Linked DNA regions of Homo sapiens: regions 2 and 3 are each linked to region 1. Evidence: chromatin loops called from intact Hi-C (ENCODE). Cell type or tissue: mammary epithelial cell. All regions are shown on one strand. Region 1 overlaps FIRRE (firre intergenic repeating RNA element). Region 2 overlaps FIRRE (firre intergenic repeating RNA element). Region 3 overlaps FIRRE (firre intergenic repeating RNA element).

The links. A loop is a pair of places that touch in the nucleus more often than their neighbours do. Peaks named below come from ENCODE experiments on the same cell type or tissue, not always from the same donor. Only the 100,000 strongest peaks of a DNase experiment are listed, where the experiment ranks them.
Region 2: a loop joins it to region 1, with 10 times the contacts of the local background. A loop is called at or near these places in 8 of 110 quality-filtered maps.
Region 3: a loop joins it to region 1, with 15 times the contacts of the local background. A loop is called at or near these places in 6 of 110 quality-filtered maps.

What each region holds. Positions count from the first base shown.
Region 1 is chrX:131,700,776-131,708,775 of GRCh38, reverse strand. All of the region lies in intron 9 of FIRRE (firre intergenic repeating RNA element), which reads left to right. Among named protein-coding and RNA genes, the nearest start is that of FIRRE, 130 kb to the left of the region's middle. RefSeq lists an enhancer at 4,328-4,567. In mammary epithelial cell, CTCF peaks have their summits at 3,730 and 4,396; DNase peaks (open chromatin) are centred at 3,715 and 4,475; H3K4me3 peaks cover 1,125 bases; H3K27ac peaks cover 493 bases.
Region 2 is chrX:131,760,503-131,768,502 of GRCh38, reverse strand. All of the region lies in intron 5 of FIRRE (firre intergenic repeating RNA element), which reads left to right. Among named protein-coding and RNA genes, the nearest start is that of FIRRE, 66 kb to the left of the region's middle. RefSeq lists enhancers at 1-262, 4,126-4,175, 5,228-5,507. In mammary epithelial cell, CTCF peaks have their summits at 159, 4,628 and 5,549; DNase peaks (open chromatin) are centred at 132, 4,572 and 5,582; H3K4me3 peaks cover 1,144 bases.
Region 3 is chrX:131,774,904-131,782,903 of GRCh38, reverse strand. The region is part of intron 4 of FIRRE (firre intergenic repeating RNA element); the gene reads left to right. Among named protein-coding and RNA genes, the nearest start is that of FIRRE, 52 kb to the left of the region's middle. RefSeq lists an enhancer at 3,836-4,175. In mammary epithelial cell, a CTCF peak has its summit at 4,139; a DNase peak (open chromatin) is centred at 4,183; H3K4me3 peaks cover 683 bases; H3K27ac peaks cover 846 bases.

The sequences.
Region 1 (8,000 bases):
AGGAGGCTGAGGCAGGAGAATTGCTTGAACCTGGAAAGTGGAGGTTGCAGTGAGCCGAGATAGCACCATTACACTCCAGCCTGGGCGACAGAGCAAGACTCCGTCTCAAAAAAAAAAAAAAAAAGTACAACAGAGTTTTCTTACAGCACTAATTTGCTCTTTAACAAAAATTGGCAAAGAATTATAAAAGATTTATAAGAATCTTACCTTATGGTCAGACATTAAAATTGGATAGATTTGTCCATAAGGTTTCATTAAGATTTGGGTTTGACATCAATAGTGCACTAATACAATGGTGAAATTTGGCTTTCTCTCTTGAACAAGATTTTCATGTGATATTAAGAAATGATGAAAGATTTTTGTTTGCCTTTTGAATAAACTGTAGGAAGAAGAAGGGAAAGAAAAAAAGACAGATTGTTTGGAGAGCTAAGTCTCCCTCTTAATGAGTAAAGGTTTTTTCCGTTTTAAAACATTTTGAGTTATTGTTTTGGCTAATTAAATGACTCATGGTGACCTGGGATTTGATTTTATAATATCAAGTGTTTTAAACCATTGATATTTGACAAAGCTTCCAAAATTAAATTATAAATTATATTTTTTTCTGACATAATTACTAGTTTAGATATTAAGTCCTCTGAAGTCCAAACATGATATATTTGGCCTATTTGGTATAACAATCATACAGTAAACACTGTCAACTATGAAATGGTGTTTGGCTTTCTTTGGGTTGTGTTTGTATAAATATATTAGCGGTTGAAGTTATCTGTGCTACCAGCGTTGAATCCAAACAGGTCTGGAGCAACCTCGATTCCTGCCTTCTGAGAAGAAAGAATCCGACTGAGGGGCATAAGGCAGAAGAAGAGACCAAGGAAAGTTTTAGAGCAGGAGTGATGTTTATTCAAAAGCTTTAGAGCAGAAATGAAAAGAAAGTAAAGTACACTTGGAAGAGGGCCAAGCAGACATCTTGGTCAAGTGCTCCGTTTGACCTTGGACCTAGGATTTTATATGGTGGCCTACTTCCGGCATCTTGTGTCCCTTTTCTTTTGATTCTTCCATTGCGGCAGGCTGCCTGCATGCGCAGTGTATTTACTGAAGCTGTACACGTGCTCAGGTGAGGCATTCTTCCCTTTACCGTGCAATATCCCTGGAAGGCCATATACCAGTTAAATTCCACCATTTTGCCTCTTAATGTGAAGCCCACTTGACCAATTCCTGAGATCTTACTGGAAGCTGCTGATTACCAATTTCAGGTGTTTTTATCTATTGGGAAACTGCTTCTTGGTGCAGGGTGCACCCAGTTATTATTTTAGAGAGGCAGTGTGACAACTGCTTGACTATCACCTGATGGTCGCCTGACATTCCTGGTGGGTGGGGAGAGCCTCACCTGCTCTGCTTATACCTGACTAGCTACTTAGTGTAACAAAGCTAGAAAAGTTGCTGGTCTCAGACCTAGAATTCCTTAGGCTAAAGAATTGTTTATTCATTCCTTGCTAACTATCTTTAATAGAGGCTGTGTGCCTAGGCAGTGGATAGAAGCCTGGTAAGGAAATCACACCTAGCTGAATCCCAGTGGTAGTGACAGGAGGTTGATTGGTTTCTTCTGCAAGGGAGGATAGTGTGGAGGGGCAATGAGCCTATCATTCCCATTTAGGTTGGATACATGTCATTCATCTGCACCAGGTAATCCCTTTAGTCCTCACAAAATCTTAATTGCATTCTATGTCCTCATAAGCAGCCATTCCCTGTGTCTGATTTAGTGAGAAAAGTAAATTATTGAACCTTGAGGATTAAACCCTTCCACACGGTAAATGACAAAGTAAAGTATATTTTACTCTACTTCTAAAATGTGATAACCTTAAACCAAATATATAATCATGTATGTGTTCTAGAGAGCCAATATGCACATTGTGATGTATCTGTAAAAATTCAAACAAAAAATAGTGTCTACTTTTCTAAAGCAATGTTTTCGAGGGCATAGTTTAAGATTTACCTTTGTTTATAATGAAGGCTTAAAATGTTGACATATAATATTGATGACATTCAAATTAATTCATGCTCCTCAAACCTTTGTTAACATACATACTTGGTCTGATTCAATCCACAATGTACAATGTAATCCAGTTTTTTTGTTTTGTTTTGTTTTGTTTTTGAGACAAAGTTTCCCTCTGTCGCCCAGGCTGGAGTGCAGTGGCATGATCTTGGCTCACTGCACCCTCTGCCTCCCAGGTTCAAGTGATTGTCCTGCCCCAGCCTCCTGAGTAGCTGGGATTACAGGTGCCCGCTAAGTTTTGTATTTTTAGTAGAGATGAAGTTTCACTGTGTTGGCCGGGTTGATCACGAACTCCTGACCTCAGGTGATCCGCCCACCTTGGCCTCCCAAAGTGCTGGGATTACAGGTGTGAGCCACCGTGCCCAGCCTATAATCCAGTTTTAATACAGATTTATTTTTTACATGAAATCAAGAATGTATATATATATTGAAAGATATACACAGAAATGATCCAAAAGGTTAGTTGCCTTGACACGTTGTATGGTAGTGTTTTTCTTCTTTAGTAGTATGTGGATTTTTCCGAATCTTTGGCAGCCATTATTTTTTAATTAATTAGTGGGAGAATACTGTAAACATTATACCTAAAAGACAAATTATAAAATGCAGACAGACACACACACACACATACACACACACACACCATAAAGTCTCAGGAAATACCTGAAGAATATGTAATGGCATGGGAACATGCTGTGTTTTGATGTTAGATGATGAGACCCCGAGATGAAACACTGAGTAACCTGGACAGGAATTGAACATATGTACTATGAGTATCTTGCCATGCGGAACATATTTGACATGCAGTAATGACAGCTATCTGGTCCCTTCTCTATGATTCATGCATGCCACATTGTTGCCTACAATGCAACACATGAGCTACAACATGAAGAACTCCCTGGTTGTCTGGGAGGGGAGCCAGAACAGAGACCACCAGGATTTGTAAATTGTTTGCCAGCGAAAATCTCTAAGCTTCTAGCAACTTTCTCCTTTTTGTGCCCTCATCCATTGAATTTATCCCCTGAAGGAGACAGTTTGATGCCTTGGAAAGTACTGGACATATAATTCTGTAACGTAAATCATACCCATATAGACTAGATCAAGAAGACATTTAATTTCTGAAATAATAAGATTCTTGACGAGGGTGCATGGTTTAGAGTTTGGTTTGATTTCAAACGGAAGACAAAAGCAAGGCCAGGTGGGGTGGCTCACGTCTGTAATCACAGCACTTTGGGAGGCCGAGGCAGGCGGATCACCTGAGGTCAGGAGTTCGTGATCAACCTGGCTAACATGGTGAAACCTCGTCTCTACTACAAATACAAAAATTAGCTCGACTTGGGTGCGGTGCCTGTAATCACAGTTACTTGGGAGGCTGAGGCAGGAGGATTGCTTGAACCCGGGAGGCAGAGGTTGCAGTGAGCTGAGATCGTGCCACTGCACTCCACCCTGGGCGACAGAGCGAGACTCCGTCTCAAAAGAAAAACAAAAACAAAAGCAAAAACAAAACAAAAGCAAAAGTGCAGCAGTAAGACCAGGTGGACCCAAAGAAGGCAAAATACAAGGCACCCATGTTTGGTGGCGCCTTTGTCTATGGGTGGCGTTTTTTCACACAAGAAGAGCGGGAGTAGAGTCCTCCAAGGTGAGGTTTATTGGCATATCTGGAGCTCTACTGCCATCGTGAGGATATCGTTTAACGAAACCCTACGCCATTAAAGAGTTCTAGTGAGGACTACCTGTTGGGGCAGGTGTGGTCTGGTAAAAGGTGGAAGAGGGTTCGCCTCCATGCTGGGAGTCCTTGCTTAGTCTCGTTTGAGGCTTTAAAAGAGACCTGGACATTGGCGGTACCTTGGTATAGAACCTGGAGAGTGAAGGTTCTAAGAGCAAATCCTGTAAACCTCCCCTGGAAGAACGTTGTTTATTGTGCGCGGATACTGATGCCACAAGAGAGCCAAAGACCCGTAGTAAGATAATACCATGTGAAAACCTACTGACTTTTGCTCCAAGGGGCAGGAACAGGAGACAGATGCCCACAAGAGCCTGCATTTGTCTTTGAGCGGGTTCCTGCAGTCCTGCCCAGAGGAGGAACCGAGGCCCCGCCCCACGACTTTCTGTGCCAGGACCGCCCGGCAGGGGCTGGTTCATTCTAAGTCCTCACTCTCCAGGTTCTACACCAAGATACCGCCAATGTCCAGGTCTATCTTAAGGTCTTAGAGGAGAAGGCAAGAAGACCTAGCTTGGAGCCCCACGCCTCTTCCTCCTTCCCACAGATCAGAATTTCCCCAACAGAGAGAAAAATACTGTTCTCCAGAATTCGAGAACAGTGTAATGGCGTAGGGTTTCATGAAACTTCATCCTCACGATGGCAGTAGTGCTCCAGAAACGCCAAGAAGCCGTGTCTAGATCCCTCTTCTCCCGCCCCTCGTGTCTGAAAAAACTCCGGCAAACATGGCTGCCTTATGTTTTGTCCAGTTTGGGGGCAACCTTGCCTTACTACTCAACTTCCGCTTTTGTTTTCCATGTGAATCAAACTGAGACCTAAAACCACTCACCCTCATCAGGAATATTGTTATTTCAGAAATTTAATTGACACCTGACTTTGTCTATGGAGTTCTGCTTTCATTATATGCAATCTGTGCAGTTCTGCTCAACATTCTATATCCAGTACTTTCCCATAGTATCAGATTTTCTACCTGAAAGGATAAGTGTGAAGTCTCCAAGCTTAAGAGAGAGAATAAAATGCTAGAAGTTCAAGACTTAGAGAAAGGCCTCTCTAGCCACCCTATTTTCCTTTGAGACTCTCAAGATAGTCTGCATTTATTTTCAGTCCTACACTAATACTTGTTTGGGAGTTACTCCTGTTCCAGGAACGAAGCCCGGCCCGCTGCATTTTCTAGAGGCCTAGTACGGAAAAGCAGGCAAACTAGGAAACACAGGAATTTATTGCTGTAACTGGATACAGGAAGAACGCTGGAGATAATTCCACCAGACCAACTCAAAGTGTTACAATTTTCTTAGTGCTTATATAGGTTGGGGTTATGTGCCTACTGCAATATAGCATTCGCCTATGTCTATTGGTAACTAAATTTGCTTCAACTAGAATGTCAGAGGCAAAAAAAATGCTTGCTAAGTCCAATTAAAAGGGCCCCAGTACCTTCAAAGCCTGTCTACTGTGGTACCGGAATGATTATTTCTATCTTATCTCCTTTACAGCTTGGTCCGGAGAGCTGCCTTGGACTCTCCAATGCAGCTGCCTCTGTTACCTTGACTCGTCTCAGATTTCATTGACCCAAGATGGGTCCTGGCACTAGGAATGTAAGACTGTCTCCATTCTTTTGGCTTGTTCCAGAGAAGCCCATGCAAGGTTCCTACTGACCATATGTTTCTTTCTTTTCTTTTGTTTTTTGAGACGGAGTTTCGCTGTTGTTGCCCAGGCTGGAGTGCAATGGCGCGATCTCCGCTCACTGCAACATCCGCCTCCCGGACTCAAGCGATTCTCCTGCCTCAGCCTCCCGAGTAGCTGGGATTACAGGCATGCGCCACCACGCCCGGCTAATTTTGTATTTCTAGTAGAGTTAGAGTTTCTCCATATTGGTCAGGCTGGTTTCGAACTCCTGGCCTCAGGTGATCTGCCCTCCTTGGCCTCCCAAAGCGCTGGGATTATAGGCGTGAGCCACCGCCCCCGGCCTTGACCATATGTTTTATTTCTAGCTTTGATGTCTGGGCATCGATTTCCCTCGGTTAAACTATTTGCTCAATGTTAAGGCCACTCTGTAGAAATTTGTCTGTGTAACTGAGGTGCTATGCAGGCCTGCCTGTGTGACTGTCATGCAGGCCTGTCTGTGTGATTGTCAGGGAGAATTGGTCTGCCACAATCCTTTTCTAAGCATAGCCAATAGAGGTAGTTAGGCATAATTTGTATATTACAGAAATTGCCTTACAGAGAGTAACACATTTCTATACTCTCCTTCCATAACAGACACTTAAAAAAACAAAAAAAGTAATGTATGCTTGCTGTGGACCTCATTTAAGATTGCAACAGAAGCACTTTTCAATACTATTAAACAGCTTTTTACTTTCCATATTTTAAGCTTTTTAATTTATTATTTATTTTCTTAATTTTCTATTTTTAATTTTTTGATACATTATATTTGTATATATTTAAGGGTACATGTGAAATTTTGTTACATGCATACAATGTGTAATAATCAATTCATGATATTTAAGTTACCTATCAACAAAGTATTTATCATTTCTATGTGTTGGGTACATTTCAAGTCCTTTCTTCCAGCTATTTTAAAACTACAGAAAAGTGTTGATTATAGTCACCTTACTCTTCTATCAAAGTTTAGAACTTATTTTTTCTAACTGTATGTTTCTACGCATTAACCAACTCTCTTCAGCCCCACTGCCCTCCCGCAAATACACCCTTTCCTGTCTCTGGTATCTATCATTCCACGCTCCACCTCCATGCCAACAAGTATTTTAGCTCCTACAGATGAATGAGAGCTATATTTTCCTTTCTGTGCCTGGCTTATTTCACTTAACATAATGATCTTCAGTTCCATCCAAGTTGCTGCAAATACATCATTTCATTTTTTTAATGGCTGAAGAGTATTCCATTTTGTATATATAGACTGCATATTCTAGGTTTTCCAGTTCGTTAGTGTATAGTCGTTCATAATACTCTCTGATGATCTTTTGTATTTCTGTGGTATCAGTGGTAATCTCTCCTTTGCCATTTCTGATTTTGTTTATTTGGGTCTGTTCTTTTCTTGGTTAGTCTAGCTAGTGGTTTATCAGGTTCATATGTGTGTGTGTGTGTGTATATATATATATAAATATAAAACTGTCACCCAGGCTGGAGTGCAGTGGTGTGATCTTGGCTCACTGCAACCTCCATCTCCTGGGTTCAAGCGATTCTTGTGCCTCAGCCTCCCTAGTAGCTGAGTTTACAGGCGTGCGCCACCATGCCTGGCTACTTTTTTTATTTCTAGTAGAGATGAGATTTCACCATTTTGGCCACGCTGATCTCGAACTCCTGACCTCAAGTGATTCACCCGTCTTGGCCTCCCGAAGTGCTGGGATTACAGGAGTGAGCCATCGCGCCCAGCAGTTTTGTTTATATTTTCAAAGAACCAATTTTTCATTTTGTTGATCCTTTGTGTTGGTTTTTCATCTCTATTTTGTTTAGTTCTGCTTTGATCTGTATTATTTATTGATCCATGTTACCATGGTTTTTTTTTAGTAGAAAATAGCTTTTATTTATACATGGATTCAGAAAATAAGGAAATACTCTCAAAAAGAAAAACACTGATATAAATGGACCATGCCATAATAAGCACTGATTAAATTTAATACTTCTGATTCTCTTGTTTTATGCATAAATCAGTCTTTAAATTCCTGTAAAAGACATAAAGAACTGAATTATTCAATCAATAAACACAATTTACGTATTAAATATAACACTTTACATCTCACAATTAGAGAATGAGTTTTGTTTTTTTTTTTTTTTTTTTGAGATGGACTTCTGGCTCTGTCGCCCAGGCTGGAGTATAGTGGCCTGATCTTGGCTCACCGCAACCTCCAACCTCCCAGGTTCAAGTGATTCTCCTGCCTCAGCCCCCTGAGTAGGTGAGATTACAGGTGCCTGCCACCACGCCGGCCTATTTTTGTATTTTTTAGTAGAGACGGGGTTTCCCCATGTTGGCCAGGCTAGTCTCAAACTCCTGACCTCAAGTGATCCGCCCACCTTGGCCTCCTAAAGTGCTGGGATTACAGGTGTGAGCCACTGTGCCCGGCAAGAATGAGAATTTTTAATAGGTTTATCAGTCTTTTGGCTTAAAATCATTTAATGTATTAAAATAGTAAGCATTTATCCATCCATATCATTTGTCTATTCAATAAATTTGGAAGTAAAGAAACATTACCAAAATCTTATCCAATCTGAAATTAA
Region 2 (8,000 bases), 60 kb before region 1:
AAAATGCTAAGAGTGGAATAAGTTTACACAAATTGAGCAAACTGCTAAGTAGTTCTAGTTTCTGGTGTCTTTGTCTCTTCTTGGCCTTTTTTTGAAATGTGATGGGCGGGAGAATAGCGCCTAGAGCAAAGTCAGTTGGCTTCTCCCGTACAATACTGCCATCGTGCGGAAACAGTTTCGTAGCATCCAAAGCCGTGAGCGTTTCCTCCATGTGAGCCCTAGCAATTGAAGGAAAAGCCAGTGAAGGCTGAACAGACCCGAGACACAAGTTGATCTTCCTATCCTTTTCTCTGAGGCCTGGCAGAAGCAATGAACAAATGCAAAGTCTCCGTGAAGTATCTGCTGAGTGAGGGAGCAGGACTGAGCCAGCTGCTTCCAGGAAGTTTTGGCACAGGAAGTAGAGGACAGGGCCTGTTTTCTCATAGTGGGGACAAGGCTAGAAAATGATACAGCCAAGTACAGACCCTTGGGGCATTTATGTTATGAATATGCCCTTGGGAGCTTTAGGCAACCTGGTTGTCCTTGTGTTGTGGGGCTGTGACATTTATAGCAGCAGTGTTGGCTGGCAATGACAGGCCAATTCCAGGAACCATCTATCTGAAGTCAGCGTCACTCACATGGTCCTCAATACACTAAAATTCTAACCACCATTGCCTATAGCTAGAAGGACCTCTGTAGAGCAGTAAGGATACACTGAGATGCCTATGTGGGCCAGATCATCTTTTAGGAGAGCTGATATGCTAAAGAGGATGAAGGCCAAAAATGCAATGGAAGGCCTAAGCAATTATCTGAGCGCACAAGCCAGCAGCTTCTGTGACGTTATAGGTTCAGGAGAAAGTCTTTTGTCATAATAGGACGCCGATGTCATCTCAGTTCTCTCAAGGAGGGCAGATAGGTGGCTCTTTTCTGTTCGATGTCCTTGGTAAGTATGGCATTGTTTAGGCCTGAGCAAATCATTATCTACTGCATCCTAGCTAGTATTTTCTGTAGCAGCTTCAAATCTATTTCCTAATGAAGATATCCAACCTTTGGTGTGGAGACCTCTAGATACTTTATGACTCATAATTGAGAATCAAAATGGTGACTAAAAGTGTATGGGTGACTTGATCCTCATGACATTCTTCCTCAGAATTTATTATTTTAGTATCTGAATTCTTAATGAAAGGAATTAATGTTAGTCTGGTTCTGCACTGTGACATTACAGTGCTTCAAGAGCTTGTTCAGGTATGACCTCTCCTGGCCTCTGAGGATTCAGGCAGGCATTCCAGGGTAAGGCATTCTAGGGTAACCTAGCTTTTTTGACATCTTTGACTTTGTCTAGTTGAATGATGATCTGCATACATAAATGCTATTGGCATGCACAAGTGTCTTGGAGACTCTCTGGGAAGCATTTCTCCATGACCCTTGATATCTTACCTCCCCAGAGTATTTCACCTAAAGTAGACTTAGACATCTGCTAAACTACCTCCTATGGAGGAATAGTTTGACCTGACCATTTTCATGGAAGAATACAGACCTACCTATGGGACAGTGTCTCATATCTGAAGGTAGAAATGCTGGTGTCCCCAAACCTAGAATTCTTTAGGCTAAGTGATCTTTTATTCACCCCTTGCTAACTATCTTTAATAGAGGCTGTGTGCCTGGGCAGTGGATAGAAGCCTGGCAAGGAAATCACACCTAGCCAAGTACCAGTGGTAGTGACAAGGAGGTTGATTGGTTTATTCTGCAATGGAAGATAGTGTGGAGGGGCAATGAGCCTATCATTCCCATTTAGGTTGGATACATGTCATTCATTTGCACCAGGTAGTCCCTTTAGCCATCATAAAATCTTAATTGCATTCTCTGTATCCTCGTAAACAGCCATTCCTTGCCTCTGATTTAGGGAGAATAGCAAATTGTTGAACCTTGTGGATTAAACCTACCACACCATAAGATAAATAATAAATAACAAAGTAAAGTGTATTTTACTCTACTCTTTTTTTTTTTTTTTTTTTTGAGGTGGAGTCTCGCTCTTTCACCCAGGCTGGAGTGCAGTGGCGCAATCTCGGCTCACTGCAAGCCCTGCTTCCTGGGTTCACACCATTCTCCTGCCTCAGCCTCCTGAGTAGCTGGGACTACAGACGCCAGCCACCACGTCTGGCTAATTTTTTGTATTTTTAGTAGAGACGAGGTTTCACCGTGTTAGCCAGGAAGGTCTCGATCTCCTGACCTCATGATCCGCCCGCCTCGGCCTCTCAAAGTGCTGGGATTACAGGCATGAGCCACCGCGCCCAGTGCATTTTACTCTACTTCTAACATGTCATAACCTTAAACCAAACATATAGTCATGTATGTATTCTAGAGAGCCAATACGCACGTTGTGATGCATCTGTAAAAATTTAAACAAAAAATGAATGGTGTCTACATTTCTAAAGGAATGTTTCTGAGCATATATTTTTCAGAGTTACCTTCATTTACACTGAAGGCTTGCAATGTTGAAAACATTTACCATTTATGATATTCAAATGAATTCATCCTCCTGAAAGCTTTGTTAAAATACACACTTGATCTGCTCCAAACCACAGTGTAGAGTGTGACCCAATTTCAATACAGATTTGTTATTTGCATGAAATTAGGAATGTATATATAGCCGGGCGTGGTGGCTCACACCTGTAATCCCAGCACTTTGGGAGGCCAGGGTGATTGGATCACTTGCGGTGAGGAGTTGGAGAACAGCCTGGCCAACATGGTGAAATCCTGTGTCTACTAAAAATACAAAACAATTGGGGATGGTCCAGGTGGCTCACGCCTGTAATCCCAGCACTTTGGGAGGCCTAGGCGGGCAGATCACGAGGTTGGGAGATGGAGACCATTCTGGCTAACATGGTGAAACTCTGTCTCTACTAAAAACACAAAAATTAGCCGGGCAGGTGGCATATGCTTTTAGTCCCAGCTACTCAGAAGGCTGAGGGAGGAGAATCACTTGAACCTGGGAGACGGAGGTTGCACTGAGCAGAGATCACATCACTGCACTCCAGCTTGGGTGACAGAGCGAGACTCCGTCTCAAAAAAAAAAAAAAACAAAACCAACAAACAAAAAAAACCAAGTAACCAGGCCTAGTGGCATGCACTTGTAATCCCAGCTATTCAGGAGGCTGAGGCAGGAGAATCGCTTGAACTGGAGGTTGCAATGAGCCGAGATCTCGCCATTTCACTCCTGCTGGGAGACAGAGAGAGTTTTAGTCTCAAAAAAGAAAAAAAATGATGTGTATATATCGGGGAACCAGCCCCGATATTCACGTAGGTTCTTTTCTATTTTCCTTAAGCGTCGGCCAGCTTGAGAAATAAAGGGACAGAGTACAAAAGAGAGAAATTTTAAAGCTGGGCTTCTGGGGAAGACATCACATGTCGGTAGGTTCTGAGATGCCCCACAGGCTGCAAAAACCAGCAAGTTTTTATTAGGGATTTTCAAAAGGGGAGGGAGTGTGCGAATAGGTGTGGGTCACAGACATCAAGTACTTTACAAGGTAGTAGAATATCACAAGGCAAGTGGAGGCAGGGAGAGATCACAGGACCGAGGGGAAATTAAAATTGCTAATGAAGTTTCAGGCACCATTGTCATTGATAACATCTTATCAGGAGACAGGGTTTTTGAGATCAACCAGTCTGACCAAAATTTATTAGGCGGGAATATATGCATGGAAATATATTCTTTTATTAGGCGGGAATTTCCTCTTCCTAATAAGCCTGGGAGTGCATGGAAATAATCCAAATTTATTTATTTATTGCCTAGACAAATTGTATTGTAGTGCTTTCCATCTTTATTAGTACATTGATTTTTCTCAATCTTTGTCAAGCATTATTCTTTAATTAACTAGTGGGAGAATACTGTAAGACTTATATCTAAAAGACAAATTATAAAATACACATGCACACACACACACACACAAACAGACACACCCCATAAAGTCTCAGGAAATACTTGAAGACTATGTAGTGTCATGGGAACATGCCGAGTTTTGATGTTAAATGACGAGACCATGAGATGAAACTGTGAATAACCTTGATAGGAACTGAAGATATGTAGTATGAGTATCATGCCATGTGGAGCGCATATGGCATGCAGTAATGACAGCTATCTGGTCCCTCCTCTATGGTTCATGCCAAATTGTTGTCTGCAATGCAACACATGAGCTAAAACATGAAGAACTCCCTGGTTGTCTGGAAGGGGAGCCAGAATAGAGACCACCAGGATTTGTAAATCCTGGTGGTCTCGGAGCCTCAAGCAATTTTATCGCTGTGCTTTCATCCCCAAATTTATCCCCCGAGGGAGACAGTTTGATGCCATGGAAAGTACTGGACCTATAAATCTGAGGTAAATCGTAATCATATAGACTAGGTTAGGAGGATTTTAAATGTCTGAACAAATAAGATTTCTGATGAGGGTGGGTGGTTTCGGCCTTGGTTTGATTTCAGATGGAAAACAAAAGCAAAATTGCCACAGTAAGACCAGATGACTCCAAACTGGGCAAAAAGCAAGGCAGCCATGTTTCCTTGTGCCTTTGTCTTTGGGTGGCGTTTTTTCAGACAAGAAGGGCGGGAGAAGAAGGCTCCACGACACCTGTTAGCACATCTAGAGCACTACTGCCACCGTTAGGACATAGTTAAGCAACGCCCTACGCCCTATGCCTAAGCCATGTCAATGTCCTTCCCCTGAAGACAGTCCTTCCACCTGTTGGAGAAGGTCTGGCCTGTGGGGAGGGGGAAGAGGCTTGAGCTCCATGCTGCTCATCCTTGCCCTATCCTCAAAGACCACACTTTGGGAGGCTGAGGCGGGCGGATCGTCTGAGGTCGGGAGTTTAGGACCAGCCTGGCCAGCATGGTAAAACCCCATCTCTACTAAAAATACAAAAATTAGTCGGATGTGGTGGCAGGCGCCTGTAATCCCAGCTACTCAGGAAGCTGAGAATCGCTTGAACCCGGGAGGGGGAGGTTGCAGTGAGCCGAGATCTCGCCATTGCACTCCAGCCTAGGCAACACAGTGAGACTCCGTCAAAAAAAAAAAAAGACCTGGACATTGGTAGTGTCTTGGTATAGAACCTGGAGAGTGAAGGAAAGTAAATACTGTGAATGTCGCTTGGTAAAATCCTGTTCCTTGTACACGGTACTGATGCTACCAGAGACCCAAAGACCTGTAGCAAGATGCAAGCACATGAAAGCCTGCCAACTCTTGCTCCAAGGGGCAGGAACAGGAGACAGATGCCCACAAGAGCCTGCATGTGTGTTTGAGTGGGTTCCTGTTGTCCAGCAAACAACTGGGGAAATAGAGGCCCTGCCCCGGAAATTCCTGTGCCAGGACTGCCTGGCAGCTGCTGCTTCACTCCAAGCCCCTCACTCTCCAGGTTCTACACCAAGATACCGCCAATGTCCAGGCCTCTCTTAAGACCTTAGAGGAGAAGGCAACAAGACCTAGCCTGGAGCCCAATCCTCTTCCACCTCAGCATAGATTAGACCTTCCCCCACAGCGAGGCTTCCAGGGAAGAATACTGTAATGGCGGATTCTGTCTTCAAACTATTTCCTCACGGTGGCAGTAGTGCTTCATATTTTCTTGGAAGCTCTGTCTAGGAGCTTTCTTCTCCCGCCTTTTCTGTCTGAAAAAATGCTACCCAGAGACAAAGGCCCCACGGATCATGGCCACCAGGAGATTTGTCCAGTTTGGTACGACCTTGTCTTACTGTTGAATTTTTGCTATTTTCTTTCCATCTGAAAACAAAATGAGGCCTAAACCACCCATGCTCCTCACGAATCTTGTTCTTTCAGAAATTAAATATACTCCTCACTGAGACTATCTGGGTATGATTTACTTCACACTGTTACAGGTCCAGCAAGTTCCATGGCATCAAATTGTCTCCTTCAGGTGATAAACTGGGTGGATGAAGGTACAATTAGGAAAAATTTATTTGAAACTTGGGGAAGATCTTTGGCAAACAGTTTACAAATCCTGGTGGTCTTTGACCTGGTTCCCCTCTCGGACAACCAGAGAGTTCATGTTCTAGCCTCATGTGTTGCATTGTAGGCAAAAATTTGGTTTAAGTCATAGAGTAAGGACCATCTGGTCATTACTCCTTGGCCTATATGCTCCACATGGCGTGATCCTCATAGTCCCTATGTTCAGTCCCTATCGAGATCACTCAGTTTCATCTCATGGTCTCAACATTTAACACCAGAACACAGCATGTTCCCATGCATTACATATTCTTCAGGGATTTCCTGAGACATTAGATGCTGTGTGTGGGGGGGATGGGTGTGTGTGTTCTGTTCTGTCCCTTGGAGCAAGAGTTAGTAAGCTTTCAGGCAGTGTTACTGTATCACAGTCCTTTGTTGCAGCAGTATGAGAACACCAAAGACAGGCCTGTTCCAGGTGTGATAAAGCAGGAGCCAGTATGTTTGCTGATAGTCTCAAGGGCATCTAGTTGTCTAAAGACTGAAAGGACCTAAAGTTTTACATTTTCTAGTAGAGTTGTTTTTTGGTTTTGTTTTTTTAGATGGAGTCTTGCTCTGTCGCCCAGCCTGGAGTGCAGCAGCACGATCTCAGCTCACTGCATCCTCCGTCTCCCAGGTTGATGGGATTCTCTTGTCTCAGCCCCCCGAACAGCTGAGACTACAGATGGGCTCCACCACGTTTGGCTAATTTTTGTATTTTTAGTAGAGACGGGGTTTCACCATGTGGGTCAGGGTGGTCTCGAACTCCTGACTTCATGTGATCAGCCCGTCTCGGCCCCCCAGTGTGCTGGATTACAGGCTTAAGCAACTGTGCCCGGCCGTTCCTTTTTATTTTTTGTTTATTTACTTTCTTAGTGGAGTTGTTACACATAAAGGGATGGGAAACAAAAGGAGTGAAAAGGATTGAAAATTAATCCACATTTTAAAAGTGCTTGTCTGTGGGAGGTAGCATTACCCATGATCTCACTTTGTTAGCGGTGGCAGTGAACCGAGTTACCCCGAGTAACAGGCGGCATATCTATATAGGTCGACAGCAACTTCAGTCCTTGCCTCCTCCAAAGAAATAACTCGACTGAGGGTCATAAAGCAGAAAAAGAGACTGAGGCAAGATTCAGAGCAGGAGTGGAAGTTTATTTAACAGGCTTTAGAACAGGAAAGAAAGGAAAGAAAGAACCCTTGGAAGAGATCCAAGTGGGTGCCTGAGTGGCCAAGAGAACAAAAAGACCTTTTAACCTTGATCATGGGACCTTATAGGCTTACCTCTTGCTCATGATTCTTCCTTTAGGGTGAGCTTTCCGCATGCGCAGTGCCCTCCTTACCCTTTGGAATTGAGCACTGTGCAGTGTGTTTAGGGAGTTATACACATGCCCATCTGAGGCTTTTTTCCTTTTTCTGGTGGCATGTACCCGGAACATCATATTTCGCCATTTTGTGTCTTAATACGCATGCCCAAGAAGCTGCTTCTCCCTGGGGCCTGCATTCAGTTCACACTTTTAATATTATCAGGTGTGGGCCATCAGGAGATTGCCTCTCCCTTGCTACCAAATTATCATTTTTAGGGAGACAATGTGATCATTGCTGAACCATCATGTGACATTTCTATTGGGTGGGGGAGAGTCCTTTCCTGCCCTGCTTATTGCCTATGTAACTAACTGTAACAACTTTACTTTTTCATGTATGACTATTGTGTCAGGCACATTTTGAAGAAGCATGAGTGTTTCAGTAAATTCAAAAACAGATGGCAAAAGTGACATCAATGACAATGGTGCAGTAGACACTTTCTGTAGTCCATCTCTCCAGAAAAGCAACTCAAAACAGTTAATAATGTATAATTAGAAGATCATTTTCTCAGCACGATATATGGGGCATTAATTAAAAACCTACAGCTAATAATATAGTCAAGAGGGAACGACTGAAAGCTTTGCTTCTAAAATCAGGAACAGGAGAAGAACACCTACTTTTGCCACTTGTATTGAACATTATACTTAAAATTTTAGCCCAGGGCGTCAGGCAATGA
Region 3 (8,000 bases), 74 kb before region 1:
TTACCTCATCCTAGCTAGTATTTTCTGTATCAGCTTCAAAGCTATTTCCTGATGAAGACATACAACCTTTGGTGTGGAGACCTCCAGAAACTCTATGACTCATAATTGAGGAATCAATAAGAGTGGCTAAAATTGTATGGGTGACTTATTCCTCATGACATTCTTCCTCAGAATTTATTATTTCAGTATCTGAATTCTTAATGAAAGGAATTAATGTTAGTCTGGTTCTGCACTGTGACATTACAGTGCTTCAAGAGCTTGTTCAGGTATGACCTCTCCTGGCCTCTGAGGATTCAGGCAGGCATTCCAGGGTAAGGCATTCTAGGGTAGCCTGGCTTTTTTGACATCTTTGACTGTGTCTAGCTCTCTCTCTAGCTGGTTTTGTTGAGTTGAATGATGATCTGCAGACATAGATACTATTGGCATGCATGAATGCCTTGGAGACGCTAGGGGAAGCATTTCTCCATGATCCTTGTTCCTGGAAAGGACAAAAAGGATATCTTACCTCCCCAGAGTATTTCACCTAAAATAGACTTAGACATCTGCTAAACTGCCTCCTATGGAGGAATAGTTTGACTCGACCATTTTCATGGAAGAATACAGACCTACCTATGGAACAGTACCTCATATCTGAAGGTAGAAAGGCTGGTGGTGCCAATCCTAGAATTCTTTAGGCTAAGTGGTCTTTTATTCACCCCTTGCTAACTATCTTTAATAAAGAGGCTATGTGCCTGGGCAGTGGATGGAAGCCTGGAAAGGAAATCACACCTAGCCAAGTTCCAGTGGTAGTGACAAGGAGGTTGATTGGTTTATTCTGCAATGAAAGGTAGTGTGGAGGGGCAATGAGCCTATCATTCCCATTTAGGTTGGGTACATGTCATTCATCTACACCAGATAGTCCCTTTATCCTTCACATTTTTTTTTTTGAGGCGGAGTCACCTTCTGTCACCCAGGCTGGAGTGCACTGGCATGATCTCAGCTCACTGCAACCTCCGCCTCCCGGGTTCAACCAACTCTCCTGCCTCTGCCTCCCAAGTAGCTGGGATTACAGGCATGCGCCACCACACACAGCTAATTTTTGTATTTTCAGTAGAGACGGGGTTTTCACCATATTGGCCAGGCTGGTCTCGAACTCCTGTCCTTGTGATCCACCTGCCTTGGCCTCGCAAAGCGCTGGGATTACAGGCATGAGCCACCGTGCCTGGCCCATCACAAGATCTTAATTGCATTCTCTGTGGCCTCATAAACAGCCATTCCCTGCCTCTGATTTAGGGAGAAAAGAAAAATTATAGAACCTTGAGGATTAAACTTACCACACGGTAAGATAAATGACAAAGTAAAGTGTATGTTACTCTACTTCTAACATGTCAGAACCTTAAACCAAACATGTAGTCAAATATGTATTCTAGAGAGCCAAAATGCACATTGTGATGCATCTGTTATAATTTAAACAAAAAATTGGCCAGGTGCAGTGGCTCACGCCTCTAATCCCAGCACTTAGGGAGGCCAGGGTGGGCAGATCACCTGAGGTCAGGAGTTTGAGACCAGCCTGACCAACATGGAGAAACCCCATCTCTAATAAAAATACAAATTTAGCCGGGCCTGGTGGCGCATGCCTGTAATCCCAGCTACTTGGGAGGCTGAGGCAGGAGAATCGCTTGAACCTGGGAGGCAGAAGTTGCGGTGAGCCGAGATCAAGCCATTGCACTCCAGCCTGGGCAACAAGAGCGAAACTCCATCTCAAAAAAAAAAAATTATAAATAAATAAATACTGTCTACTTTTCTAAAGGAATGTTTTTGAACATATATTTTTCAGATTTTCCTTCATTTACATTGAAGGCTTGAAATGTTGAAAACAACACTTAGTATTGATGATATTTAAATGAATTCATGCTCCTGAAAGCTTTGTTAAAATATACATGTGATCTGCTCCAAACTACAATGTAAAGTGTAACCCAATTTCAATACAGATTTATTATTTGCATGAAATTAGGAATGTATCTATAGCTGGGTGCAGTGGGTCACACTTGTAATCCCAGGACTTTGGGAGGCTAAGGATTTTGGATGCCTTGAGGTCAGGAGTTCGAGACCAGCCTGGCCAACATGGCGAAACCCCATGTCTACTAAAAATGCAGAACAATTAATCAGGTCTGGTGGCCTGCGCTTGTAATCCCAGCTACTAAGGAGACTGAGGCAGGAGATTTGCTTGAACCTGGAGGTTGCAATGAGCCGAGACTGCGCCGTTGCACTGTAGCCTGGGTGACAGAAAAAGTTTCGCTCCCCCCAAAGAGAAAAAGTGTATGTGTGTATATATATATATATATATATATATGTATATATTTCTCTATGTGTATATATATATGTATATATTTCTATATATATATATATGGAAATACTCCATATATATATTATATATATATGGAAATACTCCATATATATTTTATATATATGGAAATACTCCATATATATATTTTATATATATGGAAATACTCCATATATATATTTTATATATATGGAAATACTCCATATATATATTTTATATATATGGAAATACTCCATATATATATTATATATATGGAAATAATCCAAATGGTTATTTTTTGCCTTGACAAATTGTATCGTAGTGCTTTTCATCTTTATTAGTACATTGATTTTTCTCAATCTTTGTCAAGCATTATTCTTTAATTAACCAGTAGGAGAATACTGTAAGACTTATATCTAAAATACAAATTATTTAAAAATAGACACACACACACACACACACACACACACACACAAACAGACACACCACTTAAAGTCTCAGGAAATACCTGAAGAATATGTAGTGTCATGGGATCATGCCGTGTTTTGATGTTAAATGATGAGACCATGAGATGAAACTCTGAGTAACCTCGACAGGAACTGAACATATGTAGTATGAGTATCATGCCATGTGGAGCACATATGGCATGTAGCAATGACAGCTTTCTGGTTCCTCCTCTATGGTTCTTGCCAAATTGTTGCCTACAATGCAACACATGCGGTAGAACATGAAGAACTTCCTGGTTGTCGGGAAGGGGAGCCAGGTCAGAGACCACCAAGGTCTGTAACTTGTTTGCTGGAAAAGATCTCCTCTGAGGTTCAAGCAGTTTTATCCTTGTGCCCTCATCCCCAAATTTATCCCCTGAGGAGGCAGTTTGATGCCATGGAGACTACTGGACCTGTAAGTCTGAGGTAATTCATAATCATATAGACTAGGTTAGGAAGATTTTAAGTTTCTGAAGGAGTAAGATTCCCGATGAGGGTGGGTGGTTTAGGCCTTGGTTTGATTTCAGATGGGAAACAAAAGTGACACAGTAAGACCAGATGACTCCAAACTGGGCAAAAAACAAGGCAGCCATATTTTCTTGTGCCTTTGTGTCTGGGTGGCGTTTTTTCAGACAGGGAGGGCGGGAGAAGAGGGAATCCAAGACACATCTTGGCACATCTAGAGCACTAGTCCCATCGTAAGGTGATAGTTTAAAGACACCCTACGCCACGTCAACGTCCTTCCCCTGAGGGCTACCTGTTGGAGAAGGTCTGGTCTGTGGGGAGGTAGAAAAGGCCTGGGATCCATGCTGATCCTCCTTGCCTTCTCGTCTAACGCCTTAAAAGAGATTTGGACTTTGGCGGTGTCTTGGTATAGAACCTGGATAGTGAAGGAAAGCAAATCCTGTAAATTTCCCTTGGAGGAACCCTGTCAATTGTGGGCGGATACTGATGCCGCAAGAGACCCAAAGACCTGTAGCAAGATGACACCATGGGAAAGCCCGCCAGCTCTTGCTCTAAGGGGCAGGAACAGGAGACAGATTCCCACAAGAGCAAGAATTCGACTTTGAGTGGGTTCCTGCTGTCCTGCCCAAACCAGGAGGAACCGAGGCCCCGCTCCCGACTTCCTGTGCCGGGGCCGCCTGGCAGCCGCTGCCTCACTCCAAGCCCCTTACTGTCCAGTTTCTACACCAAGATACCGTCAATGTCCAGAGCTCTCTTAAGACCTGAGAGGAGAAGGCAACAAGACCTAGTCTGGAGCCCAATCCTCTTCCACCTCGGCCCAATTGAGACCTTCCCCCATAGCTTCCTGGGAAGGAGTGTGTGATGGCGGATTCTGTCTTTAAACAATTTCCTCACGGTGGCAGTAGTGATTCACATTTTTCATGGAAGCCCTATCTTGGCGCACTCTTCCCCCGCCTTTTATGTCTGAAAAAACGCCACTCAGAGGAAAAAGGCGCCACCAAATCTGGCTGCATGGAGATTTGTCCTGTTTGGTGCAACCTTGTCTTACTGTTGAATTTTTGCTATTTTTCTGTCCATCTGAAAACAAAATGAGGCCTGAACTACCCATGCTCCTCAGGAATCTTGTTCTTTCAGAAATTAAATATACTCCTCACTGTGTCTATCTGGATAGGATTTACTTCACACAGTTACAGTCCAGCAAGTTCCATCTGGATAGGATTTACTTCACACAGTTACAGTCCAGCAAGTTCCATGGCATCAAATTGTCTCCTTCAGGTGATAAACTTGGTGGATAAAAGTGCAATAAGGAAAAAATTATTTGAAACTAGGAAGAGATCTTTGGCAAACAATTTACAAATCCTGATGGTCTTTGACCTGGTTTCCCTCCCAGAAAACTAGGAGTTCTTCATGTTCTAGCCTCAAGTGTTGTTTGTAGTCAACAATTTGGCATGAGCCACAGAGTAAGGACCAGATAGCAGTCATAACTCCCTGGCCTATATGCTCCACATGGCGTGATCCTCATAGTCCCTATGTTCAGTTCCTATCGAGATCACTCAGTTTCATCTCATGGTCTCAACATTTAACACCAGAACACAGCATGTTCCCATGCATTACATACTCTTCAGGGATTTCCTGAGACATTAGATGCTGTGTGTGGGGGGGATGGGTGTGTGTGTTCTGTCCTGTCCCTTGGAGCAAGAGTTAGCAGGCTTTCAGGCAGTGTTACTGTATCACAGTCCTTTGTTGCAGCAGTATGAGAACACCAAAGACAGGCCTGTTCCAGGTGTGATAAAGCAGGAGCCAGTATGTTTGCTGATAGTCTCAAGGGCATCTAGTTGTCTAAAGACTGAAAGGACCTAAAGTTTTACATCTTCTAGTAGAGTTGTTTTTTGGTTTTGTTTTTTTAGATGGAGTCTTGCTCTGTCGCCCAGCCTGGAGTGCAGCAGCACGATCTCAGCTCACTGCATCCTCCGTCTCCCAGGTTGAAGGGATTCTCTTGTCTCAGCCTCCCGAACAACTGGGACTAAAGGTGGGTTCCACCAAGTTCGGCTAATTTTTGTATTTTTAGTAGAGACGGGGTTTCACCATGTGGGCCAAGCTGGTCTTGAACTCCTGACCTCAGGTGATCATCCCGTTTTGGCCTCCCAATGTGCTGGATTACAGGCGTAAGCCACTGTGCCCGGCCATTCTATTTATTTATTTATTTATTTAGTGGAGTTGTTACACATAAAGGGATGGGAAACAAAAGGAGTGAAAAGGATTGAAAATTAATCCACATTTTAAAAGTGCTTGTCTGTGGGAGGTAGCATTACCCATGATCTCACTTTGTTAGCGGTGGCAGTGAACCGAGTTACCCCGAGTAACAGGCGGCATATCCATATAGGTCCAGAGGAACTTCAGTCCTGGCGCCTCAGAAGAAAGAACTTCACTGAGGAGCATAAAGCAGGAAAAGAGACTGAGGCAAGATTCAGAGCAGGAGTGGAAGTTTATTTAACAGGCTTTAGAACAGGAAAGAAAGGAAAGAAAGAACCCTTGGAAGAGATCCAAGTGGGTGCCTGAATGGCCAAGAGAACAAAAAGACCTTTTAACCTTGATCATGGGACCTTATAGGCTTACCTCTTGCTCATGATTCTTCCTTTAGGGTGAGCTTTCCGCATGCGCAGTGCCCTCCTTACCCTTTGGAATTGAGCACTGTGCAGTGTGTTTAGGGAGTTATACACATGCCCATCTGAGGCTTTTTTCTTTTTTCTGGTGGCATGTACCCGGAACATCATATTTCGCCATTTTGTGTCTTAATACGCATGCCCAAGAAGCTGCTTCTCCCTGTGGCCTGCATTCAATTCGTACTTTTAATATTAACAGATGTGGATCATCAGGAGATTGTCTCTCCCAGGCTACCAAATTATCATTTTTAGAGGGGCAATGTGATCATTGCCGAACCATCATGTGACATTCCTACTGGGTCAGGGAGAGCCCTTTCCTGCCGTGCTCATTGCCTATCTATCTGTAACTACTTTTTCATATGTGACTATTTTGTCAGGCACATTTTGAAGAAGGATGAGTGTTCCTACAAATTCAAAAACAGGTAGCAAAAGTGACATCAATGACAATGGTGCAGTAGACACTTTCTGTAGTCCATCTCTCCAGAAAAGCAACTCAAAACAATCTATAATATGTAATTAGAAGATCATTTTCTCAGCACGATATATGGGGCATTTATTAAAACCTACAGCTAATAATATAGTCAAGAGGTAGACTGAAAACTTTGCTCCTAAAATCATGAACAGGAGAAAAATGCCCACTTTTGCCGCTTCTCTTAAACATTATACTTAAAATCTAGCTGGGGTCATCAGGCAATGAAGATATATAAAAAATATCCCAGTTGAAAAGAAAAAATGGAAATTATTTCTCTTCACAAATACAGTGATCTTATAAAAAATGCTGCCAGGCGCAGTGACTCGCACCTGTAATCCCAGCACTTCGGGAGGCTGAGGCATGTGAATCACCTAAGATCAGGAGTTCAAGACCAGCCTGGCCAACATGGTGAAACCCCGTCTCTACAAAAATACAAAAATTACCCGGGCATGATGGCGGGTGCCTGTAATTCCAGCTACTCGGGAGGCTGAGGTGGGAGAATCGTTTGAACCCAGGAGGCAGAGGTTGCAGTGAGCCGGAATCGTGCCATTGTACTCCAGTCTGGGCGACAGAGCAAGACTCCAGTCAAAAAAAAAAAAAAAAGCTCAAAAACCCAGAAAAACAGTATTAGAGGTAGTGAACAAGATCCAGCAAGCAACTGCAGGACAGAACATTAACTTGGAAAAATCAGTAGTAGTTGTGTACACTAGCAATGAATAATCTGAAAATTCAATTAAGAAAGCAATTCCATTTACAATAGCATCAAAATGAATCATAATTTCAGGACAATAATTAACTAAATAGATGAAAGTCTTGTACACTGAAAATCACAAAATAATGGAGAAGTTAAAGATAACCTAAATTTTAATAAAGAACATCCTGTGGTAATGGGTCTGAAGACTAAATATTTTTAACGTGGCAATACTACCCATAGAGATCTATAGATTTAATGTAATCCTTATTGTTATCCAATGAGCATTTTTTTTGTAAAAAAGGAACACAAATCCTAAAGATCCTATTGAATTGCAAGAGATCTGAATAACCAATGTAAACTCTGAATAAGAAAAACCAAGGTGGAAGACTCACACTTCTGGATTTCAAAACTTATTAGGAAAGCTGGAGTAATCAAAGCAGTGTGATAATCAAATAAGAATACACACAGTGATTAATGGAAAAGATGGAGAGCCTGGAAATAAACTCAGACACTGTGGTCAATTCATTTGTGACAAAGTTATTAAGGTCATTTTATGAGTAGTTAATAGAGTCTTTAACAAATAGTACTTAGACAACTGGTTATCTACATGCAAAAGGATGAATTTAGACCTCTACCTCACATTATATGCAAAAATTAACTCAAAATATATCAAATTTCTAAATATAAGAGCTAAAGCTATAAAACCTTCAGGGAAACTATAGGGATACATCTTCACAACTTTAGATTTGGCAATGATTTATTAGCTATACCACCAAAAGCAGCAATGACAAAAGAAAAAATAAATTGGACTTCCCTGAAATTAAAAACTTTTTGCATCAAAGTACACAATTCAGAACTTGAAAAGCCAACTTACAGAATGGGAGGAAATATTTCCAAATCAATTATCTAAAAACTTCTA